Regions from separate parts of the Homo sapiens genome. Here region 1 is linked to region 2. Evidence: read pairs that join two places in POLR2A ChIA-PET (ENCODE). Cell type or tissue: Caco-2. All regions are shown on one strand. Each heading gives the region's core, and the rest is flanking DNA. Links, peaks and the distances in the headings are about the cores only. Region 1 overlaps LOC102725258 (a long non-coding RNA gene). Region 2 overlaps ASB8 (ankyrin repeat and SOCS box containing 8).

What was found. ChIA-PET counts read pairs that join two places held together with the same protein. Peaks named below come from ENCODE experiments on the same cell type or tissue, not always from the same donor. Only the 100,000 strongest peaks of a DNase experiment are listed, where the experiment ranks them.
Region 1: POLR2A ChIA-PET joins it to region 2 with 11 read pairs; 15 of 35 experiments call an interaction of 5 or more read pairs at or near these places.

Annotation. Positions count from the first base shown.
Region 1 is chr12:48,203,309-48,206,223 of GRCh38, forward strand. The region is part of intron 1 of LOC102725258 (a long non-coding RNA gene); the gene reads left to right. Among named protein-coding and RNA genes, the nearest start is that of OR10AD1, 1.5 kb to the left of the region's middle. In Caco-2, for the core only: no CTCF peak of the experiment used is centred there; no DNase peak of the experiment used is centred there.
Region 2 is chr12:48,147,733-48,150,593 of GRCh38, forward strand. It overlaps ASB8 (ankyrin repeat and SOCS box containing 8), which reads right to left. Exons shown (of 4, transcript NM_024095.5): 4 at 57-2,266. The coding sequence ends at 1,634. Among named protein-coding and RNA genes, the nearest start is that of ASB8, 8.4 kb to the right of the region's middle. In Caco-2, for the core only: no CTCF peak of the experiment used is centred there; no DNase peak of the experiment used is centred there.

The sequences.
Region 1 (2,915 bases), core at 264-2,763, 56 kb after region 2:
GAGGAAAGATGATGGGAAAAGCACAAGGGTATAGCTGTGGGGTAATAGAAGGTACCCACTTGGTCCCAGAAGCCCAATTATAAAACAGGATGGATGAATGGTGGTCAACCTTTTGGAACTTAGTAAACTAGTAATTTGGCAGTGTTACGGGGTGGTGAAAATGCCAGGGTCATCACAGGCTGCATACATAGAATCATAATATCAACAGATGAAGAAAGTGCTGGTTGTAATGTTCTTTACTCTGGTTTCATCAGGCATCAAGTGAAGTATTGCATCTGCTCCAGAGCCCTCAATATTGAAGGATTAGCCATTAACCAGGATGTATTCAGAGGTGAAAAAATAAGATAATTGGGTCTGGGACCATGCCAACTGAGGAAAAGTTTTAGGAATTGAAGAATGGAGTGTGTGAGGGAAAGGGCTGGTGGCTATCAGGTTATAGAAGATTGTATTTAGGAAGCACTTGAGATATTTGAAGGTGTATTTTTCTAGAAGCAAAAATGCTCAACCTCTGTGTACCTAATTTAAAATGATGAATGGGTTGAAGTTTCAGGGAAAATAAAAACATTCTAATCCTCACAATTGTCCCTCAGCTAACAGTGATTTGCACCTTTTTGGAGACAGTCATGTCAAGCTCTTCCCAGTCACCCACCTCTTCCCAGACTCACTCGCCCAGCAGTTGCTGCTGCTACCGCAGCCACCCATGCTGTGCATGCTGGAGCTGAGGGCTGGGTGGGGGCTCATGCATGCCTTCCTAATAGGAGATGGTTTTCCTCCTGGGGCTGGAATTTACGGTTACACACAATTGGGTGGAAAGGATCCAACCATCCCTGTGTGAAAAGGGAAGCTATGAGCAGGGCATATATCTAACCTTTCTAGAATGGACCTTCAGAGAACTTTCAACTGTCTCTTTGTCTCTGGCAACAAATCTTGTTCTTTTTCCATTTTCAAAGAATGAGCGGTCACAATTCTTATGCTCTTATCTCTCTATTGTAACTTTTAGGAAGTTGTTATGTTCATATTAAGTCTGTCTTATACTTTTCATGTTGTTTTGGAGCTAAGATGTATCAGATCCCTTCCACCTTCAGATGCTTATACTTTTTTTTTTTTTTTTAAGAATTTATAGAGACAGGTACTCACTATGTCACCTGTGCTGGTCTTGAACTTCTGGCTTTAAGTGATTCTCCTGCCTTGGCCTCCCAAAGTGCTGGGATTACAGATGTGAGCTACTGCACCCATCCTCATCTTCAGATGCTTATAGATGATAAGTATATTCCTGCTTAACTTTCAGTTCTGCCAACCATTTCTCTTTATTTTCTCCTCTCCTACTCTCTTTTCTACACACTCTCACACTACCCTCTGTTAGTCTTTTTTCGTTTTTCAGTCTACTTCCAATCCTCATTCTTCTCCCTCTCCTTTTCTCATTTGTGGTGTTGGTTGCCTGCCGTTTATCTTACTCTGGTCAAACTCCCCTGTCTTCTCCATGTCTCTCAATCTCACATATTCTCTATCTGGATTTAGAGCTACCTACCCTTTCACTGCCACTCCTTGCAGCTCTAGATTCCCTCTAGGTATGATTTGATGTTAGGTCAAGGTAGCGTCTGGGCAGTAGGCTATTCCCATCATCTTTACTTTGGGATACTTTTCTTGTGCCTAGGACTTCTCTTGGGGGCCCAGAAAGGGAAGGGAAGGGCAGAGAGCACTGTTTAAGATGTTTCTTGGAAGACTGTGCTCAATGGACATGTTGGGGCTTAGGTCACAGTCTGGGGAAAACAAGTCAGTGAGCTACCTCCAGAAAAGCCTGGGATTTGTCTAAGAATAAACTGAGGTTAGACCTGAGGAATTACTTGGTCCTACTGGAGGATAAATGCTTACCTGTGGTTTATTGTGCCAGAAAGAATTCTGTGATACCCAGCATTTAGTGCCTTGCTAGCTACCATTAGAGGTTACTAGGTGAAGGATTTGTCTAAATAAATGGGACAATTTCATGGAAATCACATCCTACCTCATTCTGTTGCTTGGCTGATAATGATGTTTGTCACTGAATCAAGTAACAAGTAACAGAAAACATCTCATAGTGTTTGAAGAGAAGCTGGTCCAAGTAGGATCATCTGACCTGGCAGGCCACTCTGGAAGAGAAGGTGTGTCTGATGACTTTGTTCTTTGACATCTATACTATTAGAGATGAATGTCTACTTAAATGACATTGATAAGTTTCATGTGTATACACTTAATAGTAGAGGTGTGAAAACTTACATGCCCCTCGAAGAAGTGAAAGATGTGCCACCCCCAAATATACCAGACTGGTACATTATTATTATTATTTTGAGATGCAGTCTCGCCCCGTCGCCCAGGCTGGAGTACAATGGCACGATCTCAGCTCAAAGCAACCTCCGCCTCCCGGGTTCAAGCAATTCTCCTGCCTCAGCCTGCTGAGTAGCTGGGATTACAGGCGCGCACCACCACGCCTGGCTAATATTTTTGAATCTTTAGTAGAGATGGGGTTTCACCCTTTTGGCCAGGCTTGTCTCGAACTCCTGACCTCATGATCCACCTGCCTTGGCCTCCCAAATATTGATTATTTTGTGTTAAAAACACTGAAGGCCGGGCGCGGTGGCTCATGCCTGTAATCCCAGCAGTTTGGGAGGCCAAGGCGGGCAGATCACCTGACTGTAAGGTCATAAACAAGCTTAGGTAACCATTATTTAAGATTTAAGATTTTATTTAAGATTATATTAAGGGTGGTACAGTAAAGCTGGAAAAGAAAAAATGGTATAAGAAGTAGAAATGAAAAACAAAACTCTATTTACAGATGATATGATTGTCTTCATAAAAACTAAAAGGATGCACAAATAATTTATTAAAATTAATAGAATTTAACAAGTTTACTGGATACAAAATCAATATGCAAAAATCTA
Region 2 (2,861 bases), core at 1-2,500:
AAGAACTTTTTCTAAGGGGGGTTGGAGAAAAGTAGGAAAAGTAGAAATTGCCAAACTTGCTTTTAGAACTATTTATTCTTTTTTTTTAAGTGATGTTTTTTAAACACCAGCATCAATAGGACAGAAGAAGACATCTGTTTTCCAATTAGCTGTGTCAGTAGATTCCATTCATTGTTTGTAGTTCCCAATCAGCTTTAAAAAAAAAAGTTTTTCAAATTTGCATACAAGTCATCTAAAATCAATAACAACTTGATCTAATTTAGAAAAATGAAAGAGTATCGTTCACTAAAGCAGATCTCTTTTGGGTAGATGGACCATCACAAAAGGAGCTCTTACATGCTTTTCCCACTCCCATCCCAAGTCCACCCTCCCACCAATTGTATTGTATAAATCAATAAAAAGCAAAGGTTCCAGAACAACTGAAAGAAAAATAATTCCAAACTAAGCAGAGTGAACTTTCCATTGGGAATGAAGACCCATGGGAAAAGGCAGCCCAGCCCATAACTCCTCCCTGCTGGAACACACACCGTAGGTGTAGGAACTGCCTGGGAATCCCATTAGAACACACTGTTTCTCAGGAAGAGAAAAAGCTGCATTACAAGAAAAGTTCTCAGGACTTTAGGAGTTCTTAGGACTGTTATTTCAGAGCTATTTATTACTGTTATTACAGAGCTCTTGTTATTTCAGAGCTACTGTAGCCCTTGGGCACAACCAACAGAAAGAGGCAAAGACTGCTGTTTCCTTTGATGAGGGGAAAGAGGTCCAGTCCCTTCCAAATGCCCCAGGACATGGCACAGTAGGGATGTCATCCAGCCCAGTTCTGGATCTGCACCATTTGAGGTTATAGTATCTTCATCTTTGGGACACAATTGCTGTTAGCTGAAATTGTGATTTTCTTAAGTTTTTTCACAGATCAATTAAAATGGTTTTTTTTTTTTTTTTTTTTTTTTGAGACAGTTTTGCTCTTGTTGTCCAGGCTGGAGTGCAATGGCGCGATCTTGGCTCACTGCAACCTCTGCCTCACAGGTTCAAGCGATTCTTCTGTCTCAGCCTCCTGAGTAGCTGGGATTACAGGCGCATGCCACCATGCCCAGCTAATTTTTGTATTTTTAGTAGAGACGGGGTTTCATCATATTGGTCAGGCTGGGCTCGAACTCCTGACCTCAGGTGATCCACCTGCCTCAGCCTCCCAAAGTCCTGGGATTACAGACGTGAGCCACCATGGCTGGCCTAAAATGCTTTCTAGAAGGGATTCTTCTGGACCGTTAACCACGTCCCCAAAGGAAAACCACACACACATTATTTAAGTACTTTCCATCTTCCTAGAGAAATTTAGTTACACTGTTGACTCCTTCCCTAAAGGGGAGGATTGAGGGAGACCTCTTCTTTTGCAAAATGCAATATAAAAAGCCAGGTAAGCAATAAACAGAAAACAAAAGTGAGGGATTTTTTTTGTTGGGTTGTTTGGTTTGGGAAGGGGAGGTGCTATGGAGGTTATTGTTGTGACATGTTGCTTCGAAATCTATAAACCACACAACAGGAACAACTGTTTTTCTGTTTTCTGTGACAAGGAGTACTGCAGGGACAACCTCACCCAGAGCTGCCTGCACGATGGTGCAAACATCTTCTCCGGCTATTCTAAAAGTAACAGGTATTCCTTCAAAGAAGCTGGCAGTGGAAGGCCCTTCACTGCATCGGGGAGATACTGGAGTCCCAGGCTACGGCGCACGGCATAGCGAGCGAGTGTTTTTAGAGTTCCTGGAGCTGAGCACAGAACAGTCAGTTTTTCACATAGCTGCGGGTCTCTGGCCACCTCTCGTGGCATGGTGCCATTTTTCCTCAATTCAAAGTGTCCAACAGCTCTGTGGAGGAGCTCAAAGCAAGAGTCCTCTTTCTCTGTTCCAAGTCCCCTGACTAGCAGAGCCACCAGGCGGGAGATGGGTGTCTGGCCTATTAGGTTGATGACTCTGACCTCTGCGCCATAATCCAGAAGGATGCTGACACTCTCAAGATTTCCCTTCATGGCAGCCCAGCTGAGCGGTGTATCATTGTTGTAATCCAGGGCATTGACAGAGGCCCCGCTCTCTAGGAGAGCCCGCACACACTCAGCATTGTTCTTAAAGGCTGCCCAGTGAAGTGGGGTATCTCTGTTGCCATCCAAAGCATTGGGGTTTGCACCATACTCCAATAGGACCTCCACACAAGCCTCATCTTTCTCTGCTGCATAGTGGAGGGCTGTTCGGTTATACCCATCCAGGGCATTCACCTGTAAAAAGGGAGGAACTATTACAGTAGACAGACTACTGAGAGGAAGACAGGACAGCAGCAAAGAAGCTTGCATGGTTACCCACTACCTTTGCTATGCAGTGCTCTGAACAGGAGGGTCAGCAAGCAACTCCCAGGGAGTCCTGGTGATAAAGATGAAGATATGACAGGAGCTTAGGAGCAAAAAGGAAAAGAACTGTCCTCAAACAGTCAACACTATTATGTGCACTGACTAGCTGGTCTGCATTATTTTGGTTTTTGCTGCAATGTTCTTTTATCTATTCATTAGAATCTCTACCACAGAGTAAGGGGTAAGGCAGGAATAGAGGAAGTCTAAGTCCCCGTAACTGCTCTGAAACATTACTGGAAAGCTGCTTGACTATACAGAGTTTTGGATTATTTTACTTACCCTGACCCTTTCTGTACCCTGTGGCTAATGTAGCAACCAAACTGAAAAACATAGCTTTTGCTAAGTTCTTTAACCATACAGAGAAATTCAAAATGTTAGAATATAAGTCAGACCTTTGCAAAAATATGCTGTGGGTTCACAAGAGAACCCAAATGAAAGCATGTGATAGGAAGAGCACAAATCTCCC